Linked DNA regions of Mus musculus: region 1 is linked to region 2. The links are chromatin loops, found by intact Hi-C in ENCODE. Cell type or tissue: left cerebral cortex. All regions are shown on one strand. Each heading gives the region's core, and the rest is flanking DNA. Links, peaks and the distances in the headings are about the cores only.

Region 1 (6,151 bases), core at 825-4,824, 60 kb before region 2:
AGTGAACTCCCTAAGGCAGTGGTTCTCAACCTTCCTAATGCTGTGACATTTTAATCCAGTTCCTCATGTTGGGGTGACCCCAACCATAATATTGTTTTTGTTGCTTCTTCGTCACTGTGATTTTGCTACTGTTATGAATTGTAATGGAAACATCTGTGTGTTCTGATGGTTCTAGGCAGCCCCTGCAAAAAGATCATTCAACTACAGGTTGAGAGCTACTCCCCCTAGGGAGTTCTTGGCCATGGGCTGCAGCTACCACCTCAGTCTCTTACAGGGAGGAGCATTTCTGCATCAGAGTGATAAGCTCCTGGAACTTCAGTATGTTGTTGCTTTATTTGTGTTCTAAGTCATAGCTTTCTGTCTGCTACTCTGGGGAGATCAATGTGACTGATCGAGTTCCTGGAGCATCTCGTATGGCCTCTGGCTTTCAGTCCTGTGGTTACCTGGGTGGCCATTTCTGAGGCTTGACCTAGAATAAAGATGGGTTGCTCTCTATTTTGCCTGCAGCACATGGCCATACAGGGACCCTGTCACCTTTGCTGTTACCCTGGCTCACGTTAAGTAGACTTGTGGTGTTTAGAGGCGTTCCAGCATGCAGCATCAGGGTACAGTCAGTGTTCCAGACTCTATCACGTCTCAACAATATAGACAGATGTTTACGTTGAGTTTTTCTCAAGACCGGATGTTTGCACTTTCTTTCCCATATGGGATCTCTTGCAGTCTGACATAGGCATCTGATGCAGACATTTTCTAGGCTTGTTCCCACAACAGCCATTCTTCTCTTAAGTGTAGGGATCTCCATCATGTGGCAGAGGTGCCACCTTGCCATGATGTTCTGGTCTAGCTCAAACTCAAGTCTGCCTGGGCTCATTTGACCCCATTTACTTTCTCTTGCCTTTCATAGAGGGGCTTGACATCCTCTAGTAGATGCAAGATTCTCTTGCTCTGTCCATTTTCCTGGGGATAATTAATGCAGGAGTTACCAGTGAACTTACTGCCTGCTTTATAAAAGGCACACACTAATGATGAGTGACAGGGCTTTCTTCAGCAACCTCAAAGGGAGGGATGAGGAGAAAGGCCAAGTCAGTACCTGGGTTTGGTGACTCATATGCCATGAGTGATGTGCAATAGAAAAGGCAAGGACAAGAAAGACATAGCCTAGGAACTGCATCACACCAAGCATCAGTCCCCCAGTTACACTTTTGATATCCCTGTGCTTGGAGTAGGCTCTAGATCCTTGTGTAGAACATTTCTGTCTGATCCTTGTTACTACCCTTGAAGCAGAGAGCATCTTGCTGATCCATCGGAAGCACATAGCCCCCCCACCCCCATAAGGGCTGAGGCAGGCCATGTGCCACCTCGGAAATATCTCAGCAGATCTGCAACTCCAAGCAGGTCTGATCCTGGGAATCCTCAGAACTTTGTAATCTGCTCTTTCTGCATGATCTTTGTGGGTGGTCAGGAGGTGGGAAATGTAGAAAGGAAGCATAGTAGGTAGGGAGGACTTGAGGAGTGAACAGAGCATCTCTTCACACGTGTGGAGAGTTATTTAGGAACCCAAAGGTCATGGCTCACTTTGAAATTCATCCAGGTGTAGCATTGCTGAAATATTTTTTAAAAAGTAAATACAAAAGTAAAAATCCACAGTTGAGCCCCCCCACATCCTATGTGCTCCCCAGAATGTACCTAGAAGTCTGGGGTTGTCTGGTCTCTGGGTGCTGCAAGCACCTGCACTCATGGAAATCATTGTTCTGTGTTACTGTCTCCCTAGCTTGGCTTCCTGGGACCCTCTCAGTCCGCATGTTCTGAGATCCTGAGAAATAGTGTTCCTTACAGATGTGCAGCCTGGCCCCGCTGATGGGAAGTATGTGCTATAGCCATGGAACCATTGGAAAAGCCAATGGAAATAGGGGAGGAGGAAAAGGAAACTTCACTTGGCTTTTTTTTTCTCAGAAATGGTTTTAGATGCTCCTGCCTCCTTCCCTCAGGAGGAGCCTCCGAAGATCCATGCCTTAAGTGGAATCTGTGCAGCTGAGCCAAACCCTCTGAGGTCTCCAGATCCACTCAGACTTGACCTTACAGTCTCAATTTCTCAACGTCAGCCTCAGCCTCACTGAGGTTTGTTGCTAGGATTTTGGAGGAAGAAACATTTTGTTTTTGTTGTTGTTGTTGTTCATTGGGCAACTGTAACCAGGGACATCCTGTGGGCTGCAAGTGCCATGGGGAAAGTGAAGACCCTGCGTGCAAAACATTTTCTTTTATTTGACACAGGGTCTCCTATAGCCCAGCCTGGCCTTTAACCCACTGTGTAGCTAAGAATGACTTTGAATGACTTTGAACTTTTAACCCTTTAGCCTATACCCCCTGAGTGCTAGGTTCATGGCAGTAGACTGCTAGACCGGAGTCTTAGGCTGGGCACTAAGCCCATGGTTGCATGAAACCATACATACATTCCAAACCCTGAACTCCCATACTAACCAAAGGAGAGAGCCAAAGTTGAAAAGAAATGGTGGGAGTTAGAAGGGTCACTGGTTAGGCATTTATTCTACTTCCTCAGAACTTAGTTTTCTCCCCTATTAAGGAAGAGGCCAGCTAGGTAACCTCTCTCCAGACCCTTCCAATCCTTGAATGTTCTGTGGCTAAGATGGGTCCCAGTAAGAACTCTTGCCTTATGATGGCTAATCTTTCCTGTTAACTTGACATATCTCAGCGGGGAACCCAAGTGAAGAAAGTCCCCATCAGATTGGCTTACAGACTTGCTTAGAACATTCTCTCGATTGCAAACTGATGTAGGAGGGCTCAGTCCACTGTGGGCGGTGCTGTTCCTAAGCAGGTGGGGGCCTGCACTGTATAAGAAATGTAGCTAAATGAGAACCTGGGAACAAACTAGTAAGAAGCATTCTTCGGTGGTGTTTTTAGTTTGTTTGTTTGCTTGGTTGGTTGGTTGGTTTTTTTTGTTTTTAGTTTTTTTTTTCTCTTTAAGATTTTAACCTGTAAGATGAAATGAACCCTTCCCTCTCCAAGTTGCTCTTGGTTGTAATGTTCACTCAGCAACAGGAAACAAATGAGAATTTGCCTCCTTTCGGGGATCCCAGCTCTTTTCGTTTGGAGGTGCTCCTCTTTCTCAGATGGCCTGTTTACTCCCCCAACTTGAAGTGTGGAGAAGGGGAGAGCTAGAGCACGGTGTAGTCTGCTCTTGACTTTGAAACTGCCAGCAAAGTCACTGGTTGGTTTAATGCCAACCTAAATTGTATGGGGCACATGTATCTGTAGTCACGTGTTCATATTTGTGTGCTTGTTCTGGAGAGCTTTACGTAATGTTTAGAGTAAGGTTGGACCCTTTGGATATTTCCCGGCGTGTGGGTTTAGAGTTTATCTTCTTAGTGCCTTTCTGGTAATTTCTTTTGAAAACACCATGCAATGCTTTTGCAACCGAGAAAAAAATAACAAATGCTTTCTTCTCCTGAGGCTGACATTCGGCCAGCTCACTGTTTCTCATTGTCTTCTCTTACGTCACAGGGAGGCCTGTTGCTTCACAGATATTTGGTTTCTGCTCAGTTTATGTTTTCATTTTTGTCTTCCATGATACCCAGATGTGAATGGTGACAAGGGTCACAGGCAGCCCTGATGTGGAGAGGAAAGTCTAAGCTTGTCAGAGCTCATGAGCTCTAAGTTTGAATCCTCGTGGAAACTGGACCATTTGGGGTTGTGGCATTCTCAGATACCTGCTGTTCCTTGGACGGATGAGGGGAATCTCTTGGGATCTCGAGAGATGAAGTATAGAGTCAGCCTTTGGAATCTTGAACATGTTCTTAGAGACAAGAAGGGCTTGATAAGGATATAATTCATGTTTTGTGTTTATGGCTGATGATGTTAAGAGAGTTAGGTCTGTTGTACAGAGCATGTTTTCCTTGGGAACAAAGTTGAACTTGTACTTCCACTGTGGGGCTTACTCTTCCTACTGTTCTGAAAAAGTCCTTTGCGCTCACATAACAAGGCCGCCCTGCTGCCTGAAGGCCACCGTAAGAAGCCTGCATGGGAGAGTCCATCCTGATGAGATCACCTGGCAGCCCCTATCCCTCCTCCTGGGAATCATTAGGCAGTGTCACAAATAGAAATGTAGAATTTGTCACTGTGTCTGGTTTCAGTTGGGAATATCACTGTATATCCAAGGGTAACCTTAGAATTCATGCTGCCAACTTCTCATTGCTGGGGTTATAGGCATGTATGGTATACCATATGTAGTTGTTTACATGCTAAACCCCGAGCCTTGTGCATCCCAGGCAAGTATTCTCATCAATTGAGCTACATCCTCAGCTTCTTTAAAAATATCATTGTTTACTAAATATATCTAAAACTTTGTGTAAACTATTGAGCTCATTTCTCTATCTGAATGTACATCCCACTGGAGTATGGTACTCATTAACTAAGATAACCGGTCACATTTATAACCCTTACTTAGTTATCTGCTCTCCTTTTTCTCCTGATTACATACACACCTGTGTTCCTTAATCCTGCCATCTGAGGTCTCAGGATGTGAACCCAAGGCTGGCTCGGACTTTACTTCGGGGAGGTGAGCTGGCTATAACTTGAAGGCCTTGTAATCCTTGAGAGCATCCATGTCCGGTTGACCTCTGAATGTGTTGCTCAGTGAGGAGGGTGATGTCATGGTAGTGATGATTTTAAAGTACAGATGAGAGCGGAAGAGCTGACTCAGGAGAGTGTGCTTGTCACACAAACTTGAGGACTGGAGTTCAGAATCCCAAAAACATCTAAAAGCCATTCAGATTGGGGATTGAGTGTAAGCCCACCATTTTGGAGGCAGAGACAGGGGATCCAGGGTGCTTTGCACATCCCAATGACTGCGGTTTGAACACTGGGTTGACCATTCGCCCTAATCAAACCTCATGGACACAGCCACCTTGAATTCTGGGAAAACAAGGAAGTCAAGTCACAACAACTAGAGATGGCTGGCTCTCTACAAAGCCAATTATCTCTGCATCCTAGTGTGTGTGTATGGGGATTATCTAACATTAAAAATAACTCCAATTTAAAGCTGCTGGGTAATATTGTCATGTATACTCATATGACCACCTTAAACAACCACTTTCTTTTAATCCCAAGTAGAGAAATCAAGTCTTTCTGTGGAAGGCCAATACAGAAAAGGTGTCCTCAAATGTCTCAGATGCAGAAAGTTTGAGGTTAGGAAGTCAACTGGTGCAACTTTCCTCCAACTTTCTGGCTTCTCATCCTTCCATCTTTCTTCCTTCCTCCCTCCTTTCCTTCTTTTCATGTGTATGTGTTTGTGATTTTCATACATGTATGTGTGTGCTCATACATGTGCATATGTGTGGGAGTGTGTGTGTGTGTGTGTGTGCTTATACATGTGCATATGTGTGGGAATGAATGGGAAAGTCAAAAGTTAATGACTAGTATTTTCCTCAAGAGCTCTCCCCTGAATTTATATAGGCAGGGTCCCTTTCTGAACAGAGAGCTCACCAATTCCAGCTTGTTTAACTTACCCCAAACACCACACTACCACTGAAAATCTTATATGAAACTCAGTTCACCCAGAGACACAGCTCTCATCATAGTTACTTTCTGTTGCTGTGATAAAATAGCTAGACACAAGCAACTTAGGGAAGAAAGGATTTATTCCAGCCTTAGAGTTCCAGGGCAGTCCATGGCAGAGGAAGCGTGGCCACAGAGCATTAGGCCAGCTGCTCTCAGTTTAATCCGAAGTCAGAATGCAGAAAGGGAGAGAACAAGATGTGGAGTTGACTACAAAACCCCTTTAAACCACTTCTTCCAGCAAAGCTACAACTCCTCAAGAGTTCACAACCAACCCAAACAATACCACCAAGTGAAAACTAGGTGTTCAAACCTATGAGCCTGGGGGCGGGGCACTGCACAGTCACATCATGACAGCTCCTTTATCACCTTCTGGAGGAAACACTCCTGGTTTCCTTCAGCGCCCAGTGTAGGAGGAACAAGTGAAGAAAGTGGCTCCATGTGAGCTGTGGGGATGACAATATGTCACTCTTGCCTGCTCCACCCTCAGTGTCTGGTTGTCCACTGTGGGTACTGGCATTTGCTTATATGAGAAGTGCCTCTGCAGAGCCTGTGTTGTGGCTGGAAGGCAGCAAGTCCA
Region 2 (6,151 bases), core at 783-4,782:
GACATGAGCTGTGGATTCAGATAATGTGGGAGAGGGACCATCCTTGCCCTGGAAAGCTGGAGGCCTCACTAGCAACAAAGACAGAGCACCGGGGGATGATTCTCCTGTGTTTGTGCGGATCTTGGTTCCCTGAGGTGACATCTGGGTACGGAAGCTTGGGCCAGGCTTGGGGTTTAGCTTTGCTTTGAAGAGTGTTGGGGTCTCCGCAAACATCAGAGTAAGGTTCGTAGTGAGGCAAAAAGGCTATCTGGTTCTACATGATTCCATAGGTAACCAGTGCTGGTTCAAACTTCTAGAGTCTGACCACGAGCAGCTCATTTTAGGCATGTTTCAGTACAGCACAATTTGGAAAGCTATTTAACACATTCCTGAGTACACAAAGAGGCGTGATTACATCGAAACTCTTCTCAAAATACATGTCACTTCTGTGACGATGGCTTCAAGAGGTAGGGTACATGTATTGTCTTAAGGGCCTAAGAGAGGATCTGCTGTGGTCTGGGTGATACAGATAGCAGAGGGGTCATCTGGGCTATTAGCCACCTGTAGTCCTTATTGTGAGAGCTTGGAGCATCCCCTGTCCGTATAGATAGTACAGAGGTCCTAGACTGTTGACCACCTCCATCTCCCAGCCTTCTGGATGGAAGACAGATTCTATACATCTTTTTCTTTGGAAAGACAACCCAGTATGTTAACATTCATGGTTTTCCTCTGTGATGGGTCAGCTTGATGGGATATATATTTTACATGGAAACCCACGTCTGGGCATGTCTGTGAAGAGGTTTCTAGATGGTATTAAGTGAGGAAAAATGTAGGCTGAAGTCCTCGCCTGAACAAGGGTGAGGAAGCTGACTGGCTTCAATGTGACCTTCAATCTGCCTCAAGCTCCTGTGTGAAGCCAGGCTTTATAATCCTTTCAGACTGTGAGCCAAAATGATCCCCTCCTAAAGTTATGTCATATACCAAAGAAAGCAGATAACACACACAGCCAGGCAGGAAGTGCATGGCAACCCACAGAGGGGGCGATTTTTGATGGGTGTGAAATCAATCCACTATGCAGAGTGATATAGGACCAGAGGCTAGAGGATGGGGGTGGCTGGGGACGTGGAAGTTGAGCAAGAGTTTGTTCACCTGCCAAATAGAACAAGAGATGTTGAAGCCAGTGGTTACAAAAGAATTGGACACGAGAAAGGCTTGATGTGGCAAGGAATGCTGGTGGGAGGAGCTGAAGCCAGGATGGAGTAACTCTTCTCTGTGTGTGAGGTTGAAGGCTTTGACCTCCCTCAGGACCTGGATACCTGGCAAAGCAGCCATGCAAGGACTGATTGGATAGAACCCCTAGCAGAATCTGGAAAGTGAGCTTGCTCTTTGCCTGGGGTTCCGTGTTATTACCAGAACTGTCAGGATCAATGCCTGGACTTCAGTAGCTCTCACAACTAGACTTGGCTACCCAGTTGAGAAGCAGAGAGATGTGTATGTGTTCAGTGTGGTCGCACTGGGAGGAGGAACAGGAAAAGGAGTCCGGTGACCCTGCCCTCACCCCCTGGACTCCTCTGCCAGGTACCAGCCTGAGGTTTAGGTTTAAATAGGGGTCAAGATAGAAGACAGAGTCTAGCAGCCATGGCCAAGGTGTGGTCCTGGCCGTTGTTGTCTCAGCTCTAGGCTTTGCTGCAAGGTAGCCTGATGAGTTGTCACGAAGTCGTGAACTTTTCCTGAGAGTGACAACCACAGCTCCCCTTTGTACCAGACTTCAGCTTATTTCTTCTTTCATCTTGAGACTCATGGGAAAACCCCAAGTCCTTGGAGTCCATTTTTTTAATAGTCTTAGAGGCTGGCATAAAAGCTGGCACTGAAGTCAGGACCTATTATTTCAGGGCTGGGAAGCCAGAGGCAGGGGGATGACTGGAGCTCCTTGGACAGCCAGTCTAGCTGAATTGATGAGCTACGGGTTCAAGCTACTGGTGTCCCAAGTGTCTCTTTAGAATATTTCTACCTCTGCCAGGGTGGTCACACTCTCCATGGGGTGTGCTCTGCAAGTTTTTATTTGCCACAGGCTATCTAGGAGGATTGGATGACCAGTACCCATTTCCAAGGGCAGACATCAGTAAAGACTGTCCAGTAGCTGATGCCCTGTGGCTCAATGTGTGCTTTAGAAAAGGACTTCAACGCCTTTTAGAGAGCCCACAGAATAAGATGCTGTGATAGGCAGATTGGAGAAAAAACAAACAAACAAACAAACAAACAAAACCTGAGACAAGCGCACTCAAGCTGTCCTCTGGGGTAATGTACTATTAACATCCATGTGAAGGAAAAGGCAATTAAGACTCCAAGAGGAGAGCACTCGGCGGGCAGAAGTGGCCAGATGGAGTTTCAACAGAGACACATCTGGAGCTAGAAGAAAGAGGCTGTGAGCTCACCTGTCCAAGGAGGGTGAGACAGCTGTTGAGCTTCTGCCTCCAGTGGTCATCGCCTGGAACTGCATCGGAAAAGCCAGGGTTTGCTGCCACACTGTCTAGGGGGCTAGACCTTAGAACAGAAATCTCCAGGGTGGTTCCCCTTTCAGCTTGAGAGGCATTTTAGGTCGACTATCCCCTAGTGTTGGTCTGAGGGGACAGATGATTGCTATCCTAGGCTTCTCTGGTTTTCTTGTCCTTTCAGTCATAGTAGACCCCATGGATATTCTTTAAAGGAAGCTTTCCGTTGGTGGCCTTGGTAAAACGAGCAAAGGGTGTTAGCCTGCTGGGTGCCCTTTCCTTCCTGTTTTCTGTGCTCGTGATGGACAGGCAGGGCTTCCTATGTGTGGAGGTGAGAACGCCTGTCCCTGACACTCGGTGATGCTGATACAGACTGAGATACATTTGAGGGATGATCATCCTCAGAGGGACCAATATAACAAGCCTTCATTCAGCCCAGGGACCTGGCAGTCTGGAGGTGACTGTCCTGAGAACGTGAGGCAGGGCCACCTGGAAAGAGACATGGACCGGACAGTTCTCTGCGCACTATGAAAGGACCCCTGCTCCCTCTAGGCAGGTGGAGGGAGACCTTGTGGGTAGAGGGTGGTTGCTGGACTAGGTCTTGAATAAAGAGAAGCATGGCAGTGTTCTGAGCTCAGGGAGGACTCACCTGATGAGAAGCTGTTCTCATACCGTGGGATTTGACACAGGCAGGCCCCAGAAAAACTCCTGACACTCAGAACCTGATCTTTCTCTTCACTCACCTGTGTTGGTACAAACTCCAGAGGCAGCCTCTACACCCAGGAGACCTCTGGCTCAGTACCGAAATGTGGCCAAGACTCCCTCTACTGCCCGAGGCTCACAGCTCCTCCTTGCTGCTCTGTGGAGAGGGCTGTGGTCAAGAGAAACAGTCTCCAGGTGTGCAGCACATACATGCCCCTGCTCTCACTCTTTCCTGTGCGCGCACACCGGGTATCTGGAAAGATCAAACAAACTGAAGCGTTCAAAAGACTGAGAGTCCAAATCCAGCATTCACTGTAGACCTTTCTCTGACCTTCACAGGATGATTTCCTTCTGATACATTATGACAAGGGGCCCTGCCGCAACAAGCTGGGCCACTCCCGAGCATCAGTGATCTGGCATCGGACACAGGTGAGAGAGAGAGAGAGAGAGAGAGAGAGAGAGAGAGAGATCTAGAAGGTGAATGTGTATATCTGTGTATTTTTCAGAAGACAAGAATGTGTTTTCTAGAAGATGAGTGTGTATATATGTGTGTTCTAGAAGATGAGTGTGTGCATATGTGTTCTAGAGGATGAGTGAGAGAGAGAGATCTAGAAGGTGAGTGTGTATATCTGTATTTTTCAGAAGACAGGAATGTGTTTTCTAGAAGATGAGTGTGTATATATGTGTGTTCTAGAAGATGAGTGTGTGCATATGTGTTCTAGAGGATGAGTGTGTGTATGTGTGTGTTCTAGAAGATGTGTGTGTGTGTGTGTTCTAGAAGATGAGTGTATGTATATGTGTTCTAGATGAGTGTGTGTGTGTGTGTGTGTGTATTCTAGAAGATGAGTGTATGTGTATGTTTGTGTTTGTGTGCATGTCCTAAAAGACTTGCCAACTGAAAGTAATGCTGATGGCCCTGAACCCCTTGTACTTGATGAAGAACTGCCTAGAGCTGTCCTGAGAGAGGCAAGCAAGTTGTTAACAGGGAAGGTTGATGGGCAAGTAAAGGAACACTTCTTCTGTCTGTGCTGTAAGTGGCTCTTATGTTAGCTGATTCAGCTAGCATAATTATATGTTGAGTGGTATTTATCACCTGTGTGGCAGGCCCCTTTGGGAGTCGGAGCCACATCTGTAAGACATTCTTTTATGGAGCCTGCTGTCTGTTAGGTGGAAAGCAGAGGGATGATGAACCAGCATTCTCACCCACAACATAACTGGTCTCCAGAGTGAGGGACAGCGACAGGGGCTTAGATAGAGTGAGTGGGAAGGTTCTTTATGGGTTAGCGCTACTTCTGCACGTCACGTCGTATGTCTGTGTGTAAGTGGCTTGGATCATGGAAGGACAGAGTGGGACAGGGAGTACAGGGTTAGTTTGACATTTCAGCAAGACCGTGTCTCAGATCTATGCAAGACCTAGCAGACATGGATTGTATTCATACTGAAGTTGGTAACTATGGAGGGGTTAGGAGAGTGGGGTCTGCAATGCCCCCTACTTGCTGTGGAAGGGGCTTCGTTCACAGACTTTCCCATGAATCCTCTGAGCTCACTGTGCCAGGCCATCTGAAGACAGAGCCCCACTTTCAGGTTGGTGGCCTAGAGTTGGGAGCAGATCTAACTGTAACTACTTTTTCTTGGCACTCATTGCTACAAGTTGATGGGGCTGGAAGCCCACGAGTGTGACTGTCTGCAGCAGGGCTGAGGGGAAGGGCATAAAACCTGTGCCTTCAAGGTGTTGCTTAGGAGCAGGCACTACTCCCAGGGGCTGACCAGGCCTGTTTTCCTGTACTCCACAGTGCATGCGGAGGTCACCATGTTTGTGATGAGTGACCCTCTCTGGAGCCTGGACCCATCCCTCTGCCACCCGTATGGTATATCCATGGCCTGGCCATCAGGGCATGTTCACGGTGACTTTTTCCTTGTGTCACTCACTTTTGTCTCTCTTTTTTTCTCTTTCTGGTGATTTCTCTATCTGCCAGTCACCAACTGGCAGTAGCTTGAAAGCTCAACTTACCAAACAGCATGTAAATACAGACGAGGTAGGCTGAGGATCTGAGCCGAGGTGGGTTGTACTGGTCAGAGTGTGAGCCATGTGGTCAGGTCACTGTGGAGGCTGTGTCATGTGCCAGCTGGGGTTATCAGGAGCTCCAAGTGACCTTGAGGGACTTCACTGTGAGCTTTGGGACCCCAAAGTTAAACATATGTGTTTGTATGTGCACCTGGCTGCAGAGGCCTGCAGAGATAAAGATTCCTTAGAACGGGAATTACAGGCATTTGTGACCTGCCTAGCACTGGTACTAGAAACCCGACTCAGAGCCTCTAAAAGAGCAGTGTGCTCCCAAGTGCTGAGCCATCTCTTCAGCTCCCACAGTGTGCACATGATCTTTAACATGTCACCTGGCCTGCTTGGTGGGATCCCACCACCAATATTATGTTTATCAAAGGAGCGTCCCTGGCTTAGCTACATCAGAGCCTCATTTACAATTCGGAATGTGACCTTATTCATTTATTTTAATTGTGGGCATGTACACCTATGTAAGTACACATGTATGGTTTATTCCCAGGGACAATTCCAATAAAGGAATTCCTTCCCTTACTCATATTTGATGCTTCACCATATAGTGGGCCTTGGAGATCATTTATTATATCCAAAGTTGAGGAAACAGACTTGGGGGAGTCATGCACTTATCATCTTGAGCACTAGGTGGCAGTCAAACTCCATGTTCAGCTTTTCAGTAGGCAGAATGGCTAATCTAAGCAAGAATAGGGAAAAGAGGACCTTGTTCATTTGAAACAACCCCACTGCCTGCTGTAGGTGTCAGTAGGTCTGTGTTTGGGCCTTATTACCAAGAGGGGAAAATGAGTTTTTTCTTTTTTAATCAAAAAAGTCCATGTTAGGCTTTAAATTGCAGAAGAGCAAAGCTAGTTCTGATGTCCCATGTCCCAGTCATTCTAGTTACTTCATTGGAAGGGTCCTGTCC

Evidence for each region. Hi-C counts contacts between places; a loop is a spot of excess contacts. Peaks named below come from ENCODE experiments on the same cell type or tissue, not always from the same donor. Only the 100,000 strongest peaks of a DNase experiment are listed, where the experiment ranks them.
Region 1: a loop joins it to region 2, with 2.3 times the contacts of the local background. A loop is called at or near these places in 2 of 42 quality-filtered maps.

The regions. Positions count from the first base shown.
Region 1 is chr12:26,371,237-26,377,387 of GRCm38, reverse strand. All of the region lies in intron 3 of Rnf144a (ring finger protein 144A), which reads left to right. 4930549C15Rik (RIKEN cDNA 4930549C15 gene) reads right to left here. Exons shown (of 5, transcript NR_130981.1): 5 at 5,640-6,151. Among named protein-coding and RNA genes, the nearest start is that of 4930549C15Rik, 28 kb to the right of the region's middle. In left cerebral cortex, for the core only: no CTCF peak of the experiment used is centred there; a DNase peak (open chromatin) is centred at 2,764.
Region 2 is chr12:26,311,471-26,317,621 of GRCm38, reverse strand. It overlaps Rnf144a (ring finger protein 144A), which reads left to right. Exons shown (of 10, transcript NM_001081977.2): 9 at 3,513-3,602. Among named protein-coding and RNA genes, the nearest start is that of 4930549C15Rik, 32 kb to the left of the region's middle. In left cerebral cortex, for the core only: a CTCF peak has its summit at 2,461; a DNase peak (open chromatin) is centred at 2,451.